Regions from separate parts of the Homo sapiens genome. Here region 1 is linked to region 2. Evidence: chromatin contacts called from ENCODE Hi-C or POLR2A ChIA-PET data. All regions are on one chromosome and are shown on one strand. Each heading gives the region's core, a stretch centred on a gene start or an enhancer-like site at or near the end of the contact. The rest is flanking DNA. Distances are from core to core; before and after follow the strand shown.

Evidence for each region. Hi-C counts contacts between places; a loop is a spot of excess contacts on that map. ChIA-PET counts read pairs that join two places held with the same protein, here RNA polymerase II (POLR2A). Pooled maps may share reads with other maps.
Region 1: a map of posterior cingulate gyrus shows a loop between it and region 2 (2.8-fold over the local background). The contact joins the promoter of VAC14-AS1 here to the enhancer-like site in region 2. A Hi-C loop is called at or near these places in 10 of 168 maps with a recorded cell type or tissue (Calu3, HepG2, PC-3 and 5 more) and 8 of 50 pooled maps. POLR2A ChIA-PET finds 5 or more read pairs at or near these places in 10 of 52 experiments (A549, AG04449, AG04450 and 6 more).

What each region holds. Positions count from the first base shown.
Region 1 is chr16:70,753,806-70,756,505 of GRCh38, forward strand. VAC14-AS1 (VAC14 antisense RNA 1) reads left to right here and starts at 1,290. Exons shown (of 6, transcript NR_034083.3): 1 at 1,290-1,444; 2 at 2,208-2,282. The region is part of intron 12 of VAC14 (VAC14 component of PIKFYVE complex); the gene reads right to left. RefSeq lists enhancers at 807-1,447, 1,448-2,088.
Region 2 is chr16:70,714,652-70,717,351 of GRCh38, forward strand. All of the region lies in intron 14 of VAC14 (VAC14 component of PIKFYVE complex), which reads right to left. Among named protein-coding and RNA genes, the nearest start is that of MTSS2, 30 kb to the left of the region's middle. RefSeq lists enhancers at 1-428, 1,869-2,586. Within about 2 kb of position 1,325, at least 25 of the 41 ENCODE cell types and tissues checked have a DNase peak (open chromatin) inside an H3K27ac peak, as active enhancers do; they include PC-3, PC-9, ascending aorta and 1 more, where a contact is called at or near this core.

The DNA.
Region 1 (2,700 bases), core at 40-2,539, 39 kb after region 2:
GGATAGTGTGCTCAGTCCTGCAGGCAACTCGCCCTGCAGCTTGGCTCTAGGAGGTGTGAGTGAGAGCGCCCATTCCTGCCTCAGGGAAAGGCTGGCTGGGCTGGCTCCTCTTTGTGGGGTTCCTCCTACCCCAGAGGCCCTGCCGCTGGGAGAGCCGCCTCCCTTTCCACCATGCTTCTCAGCCCAACCTCTGCCTTCACCAGGAGCTAGGCAGCACCCTCCTGGCCCCCAATCCATTCATACCAGTTACTGTGCCCAGCTCTGGGTCCTCACTGGTCCATCTGCCCAGGGCAAGGAACATGGAGAGGTAAATACTCAAACCCTCCTGGCACACAGTCCTGTCTTCCCTGCAAGGAGGTGGCAAGGCTGGCCGCAGTTACTCTGGGTCCCCCTGTGCTCTGGGGTGGCTGCTGTGGGCACTGACACCACAAGGTGGGAACATCTGGAAGAATGAGGGGTGGGTAGAGGCCCTCTCAGTGGGTACAGTTCTGGGACTGTTACCTTGCCATTCCCCTCTCTTCCCTAGCAACGATTTGCCGCCAAGCCTCATTTTAGAAGACCACAGTCCTCTCTGAACCCCCAGCAGTGGCTGCTGGTACCTCTGCTGGGCCTGGGACCTAGCTGTCCCCGAGGAGGAAGGCTCAGGGCCGTGGCTGGAGTCTAGCTGCTTTGCTGGCTGGCGGTGGCCCTTCTCCCTGGCACATGACTCCCTCTCACTTGTTCTCAGAAGCCCCCAAAAGAAGCTGCAGGGACAGCCGCGGGGAGAGGGGACAGAGGGCAGTGTCCCCTGCCCACGGCAGGGCCAGGGGAGGGTGCCTCAGGAAGAGGGTCCCCGGGCCATCAGTGCCCACCCAGCTCCTCTCCCCTGCAGGCTGGGCTCTTGCAAGAGGAGTCAAGTTCTTTGGGCACCGACACGGCACCCCTCCATTCTCTGGGCTGAGGCCGTATCTTACTGCGTGATCTGATTTTAAAGATATCTGTGGAATTGAGGTGGGGGTGGAGGGGTGTTTTTGTTTGTTTTGGAGAGTGGATGGAATGAAAATTGGAGGGAAGTGAACACTGAGGCAAGAATCTGAGGAGGAAAAACAAGTACTGTTCTTATGGAAGACTGTCCGCTTCTGAGCAGGCAGCATTAGTATTCCAGGGAGTGGAGTCAGGACCACACAGATTCAGGGCTGGAAGGGATCTCAGACCATCCAGTCCAACCCCAGTACCCTGGGAAGAAAACCGAGGTGAGGCGGTGTCATGTGACCTGCCTGGTCCCGTGGAGAGCCGGGCAGCGTGGGGGCAGAGGCTGGCCCTCCTGATCTGCACCCAGGCGGCTTCTACACCACCCTGCAGCAGGCCTGGCCACCGGCCTCAGCGCTTCTGGGAGAAGGTCAGCCAGGTGGAAGATGGAGAGGGCTTCTGGACTGAGCCCTGGAGGGGGGCTAGGGGCCACCAGGTCAGTGAGCAGCCAGGGACAGCCCATGGGGCCTGGGAAGGAAGGTGCAGGAGAATGAGGTCAAAGTTAAATGCACAGAGGGAGAAGGTGCATTTAGAACTGAAGGTCAGCCAAGGACAAAACCCTATGGGGTCAGCGGAGGGCCTGGGCCTGGATAAGGCAGTGCCTCCACCCTGGGCCGGGTCCCTGCTCTGCAGTGAGGTGACACCTTGTGTGAGGTTTTAGATGCTCTGGAATCAGACAGATTTGACTGTCAATTCTGGCTGACAGTGTGACCTTAGGCAAGTGATCCTCCTCACACCTCGGGGTAACTAAGATCACTCCTGGACCACCATGTGGATTCATTAAGACACAGATGCAATGCACTCAGAATGGGGCACAAGCCCCGCAGACTTCAGCTGGGGCCCTCTCCTCCTCCTAGTCTCCTCCCACTGATACGAGGGGTTGACACATGACCCACCACGGTTCCTAAAGAAAGCTGCAGCGGGGGTGGTGGAGGGGCCGTCATTGGCTCTCTAAGCTGCCCTCAAATGAAGGGGCCTCTACTTTAGTGGAAGCCCCCATTTTGGGGTAGACACTGAGGGATGGCAGTAACAGCTCCTCTCTTTGGGGGACGGGAGAGAGCAGCCCCAGCCACCTGGGAACCTAGGGGCACTCTGCTTCCTCCCACCATTCCTCACAGCACAGCTCGGGGGTTTGGGGCTTCCCCCAGGTGGGACCCCAGGCCAAAGTCCGTGTCATCAAGAATTAAATCCCTTTAAAGCAGGCAGATGAGCCCTGGGACCCAGCTGGCCAACCCACCTGACCACGGTGACAAGGACTGCTTGGGAAGGATAAGGTAAGGGAGTACATCTGTGGACCGGATGGCATGAGGCTGGAGAAGGAAAGGGGCACGCTGGGGTGATACACAGGGCTGCTTCTGCCCTGAGGCAGGAAGCCAGGCAGCCTCACCCCAGCTCTGCTCTGCTCTGCTCTGGGCTGGGCTGAGGCTCCAGGCAGGCGTGGCAGCAGCAGTGGCACTGCCAGCCCAAGTTGGGCCGTTCCTCTGGGCTCCTAGGCAAGCCCCGATCTGCTTCTCTTTCTGGCAACTCGGCCTGGCCCCAGTGAGTGCTCTCCTTTCAGATCTCTGAACCTCCTGAGTTTTTCCGATCCATTTCTCCTGGGACCTGCACCATGAAAACAAATGAACTCTCCCCTTCCTCCCCTACCAAAGCAAATCGCACCTTAAAATACAGTCTAGGGCATGGCAGGGGGTG
Region 2 (2,700 bases), core at 75-2,574:
CTGAAGAGCCAAACAAGTCCATGGCAGGGATGTCTGCGGTGTCGAGATGGTTTTAAACTTAGTCCAGATTATCTGCTTAAACTGCCTGTCCTAGCAGCACTGAACCTTCCAGAATGACACAGCAGCAAGAACCCTGGTCAAGCCAGCTTCCTGAGCCGGCTTCCTAACTAGCCTGCGGTGTTTCACGAGACTAATGGCAGAGGAGAGTGTGTAGGGCCACAGCTGTCATGGTGAACAAGTGAGGGTCTCACCACCTGCCCCCACTGGCGAGCCCTGGGCCCCACTTCCCTCCGTCCCACTGGAAGCTCTGTGAGCCAGCCACCTCAGGCACAGCCTGGCACATGCCCACTGCCTATCTGAAGGCTCCTCTCAGGGACTTGGGCACCCTCACACAGCGGTAGGAGGTTTTCTGAACCTGCTTCAGCCCTCCACTGGCTCACAGGGTACCTCAGAGGTAAGGCCACCAGGGGCCTCCCAGCCACACTCCAGGTTGCCCAGAGGGTGTGGGGACTGGTCTCTGGGCTTCTGAGCAGACTGCTTGCTGTGTCAGAAACACCTCCCCCACTCCTTCCCCGACCAGTTCCTACTCATCTTTCCTGGCTCAGCTTAGATGTCACGTTTCAGAAGCTTTCCCAGACTCCCCCAACAGGCTGGGCACCCCCTCCCCCACATCTGTTTCACCAAGGATCACCACTGTGCGATGCTATGCTTGCAATCGTGACTAACCCTGGCGGGCAGGGACTAGCTCTGCCCACTGCGGTGTTCCCACTGGTGGGCACTGTGCCAGGCACTGACGGACACCCAGGACAGGGTTGCTCAGTGATACATGGCGCTTCCTGGCTCCCCTGCCTGCCCAGCACAGCAGCAGCGCCCTGCCGCCCCCTGGGTGAAACTCTGATCTACCCTTGCAGGGAGGGGGCCGAGCTCTTGCTCCCGGCGGTTCCATTCTCAGAGAGGCGAGCGCTCTTGCCCGGCCTGACAGCTGTGGCCTAATTTCCAGGGCTATAACCGGGCTCCTTATTTTTACCCACTTGGTATTTTTCATTACTGATGCATGGGAGATGGCCAGGGATTGGGAATGGGGGAGGTGTGGGCTAATGGAAGACGCGTATGCGGTGGAGTCGGGGCTGTCGGGCCAAGGTGAGGGCCTGCAGGCGGGATAGAGAAGGGGTGGGGACAGACCAGACAGATACATGTATTTTTAAATTTTACAAGGGAAAAAGAAAATCCCAAATCCCACCCCCTTGTTTTTCCTCAGTAAGCATTTTCAACAAGGTCACAAATGCGCTGGCTCTATAGATTTTTGGCTCCAAACCACATTTCAGGCAGCCTTTAAAAGCCAATTCTTGGCATAGCTTCAGCGGAGCCTGAGGAGAGGGGAAAACTAGGGCACTTTTATGCTTTCAGAAAACCTCAGATCCAGGTCACAGCTTCCTGGCTCTACTGACGCTGTGGGGCACCCCCCTTCTCACAGGCCTGACCTGAGGACCCCCCTCCACCTCCCCCAGTGTTTTCTTCAGAGCATGGATCACAAGACCAGGTCACCTGTTTCTTTGTTACTTGTCCCTGTGGGCCCCTCCCATGAGGCTGCAGCCCCGGGGGAGGCGTGAGCCATGCCACAGCTGGCATGGGGCCTGGCACATCCCAGGCACTCAGGAATATTTGCGGAATGCCCCTCTGTGTGGAGTGAGTGAATCTTTGACCCCTGTTCCCCAGCCAGGGAGCTCTCTCCTTATGAACTCCCCAGTGCTCTTGTCCAGCCCCTATAAGATGTTCCCATCTCCCTGAAATACCTTCTCCCCGGTCTGTGGAGGCTGGGCCCATGTTGGCCTGGCCCAGGCCCTCCTCCGTACAAAGGCAGCAGGCAGTAAATATTTACAGGAGAAATCAAAGCCTCAGTTTCTTTCTGTATGAAAGAACCCAACTGGCCCATAAGGTCCCTCCTGGCTTCTCCCTGACTGAGACTCTCTGGGACTCTGATCAGTTTTGGCCCTGCGGCTACCCAGGCCTGGGTCACATGTATGGAGACAGGGCCCCAAGCGGGCCCTGGTATGAGGTGCTGGGCCTGCGTCCCAATTCCACACGCGACAAAGGGTAGAAGACCCATCCGCTCTGCCTGCATGGATGCTTCCAGAAATAGTGCTGTTGGCGGAAGGAGGCCACAAAGGAGGAATCAGCTGGAGGCCATACCTGGCCACCACCTCCTCACTGCCTGCTCCCACTGTGGATCTGGAGGGTCACTGGGTCACATATACAGCTTCACCCTCCCACTTTCCTGCAGGAAGGAAGGAGTTGGCTGCTTGGAGGTGAAAAAGTCACTCCTTCAGTTACCCCCATGGTGGCCCTTGGTAGGGCCTACTTCACACTCCTCCTCTGTGAGCATTTAAACCCAGACCACCAGGTCCACACCATTGTTGGCTCTGCCTCCTGATGTCCATGGCCTTGGATTCTGGTTCCAGAACCATGACGGCCCATGACACCTGCTCCTGTGTCTGAGGGTGGGCACCCGACCCTTTTCAGGGCAATCAGCACCAGCGCACTCTGGCCACACTGATGGGTCCCATGGGACATGAGCCCAGGACAGGTGCTGAAGGCTGGGGTGCCGAGAGGGCCGGAGCGAGCCACCTGGCCACAAAGCGGGTGGCCTGTCCACTAATGGGGCAGATGGAGGAGGAAGAGCCAGCTGTGGCGGGGGAGAGG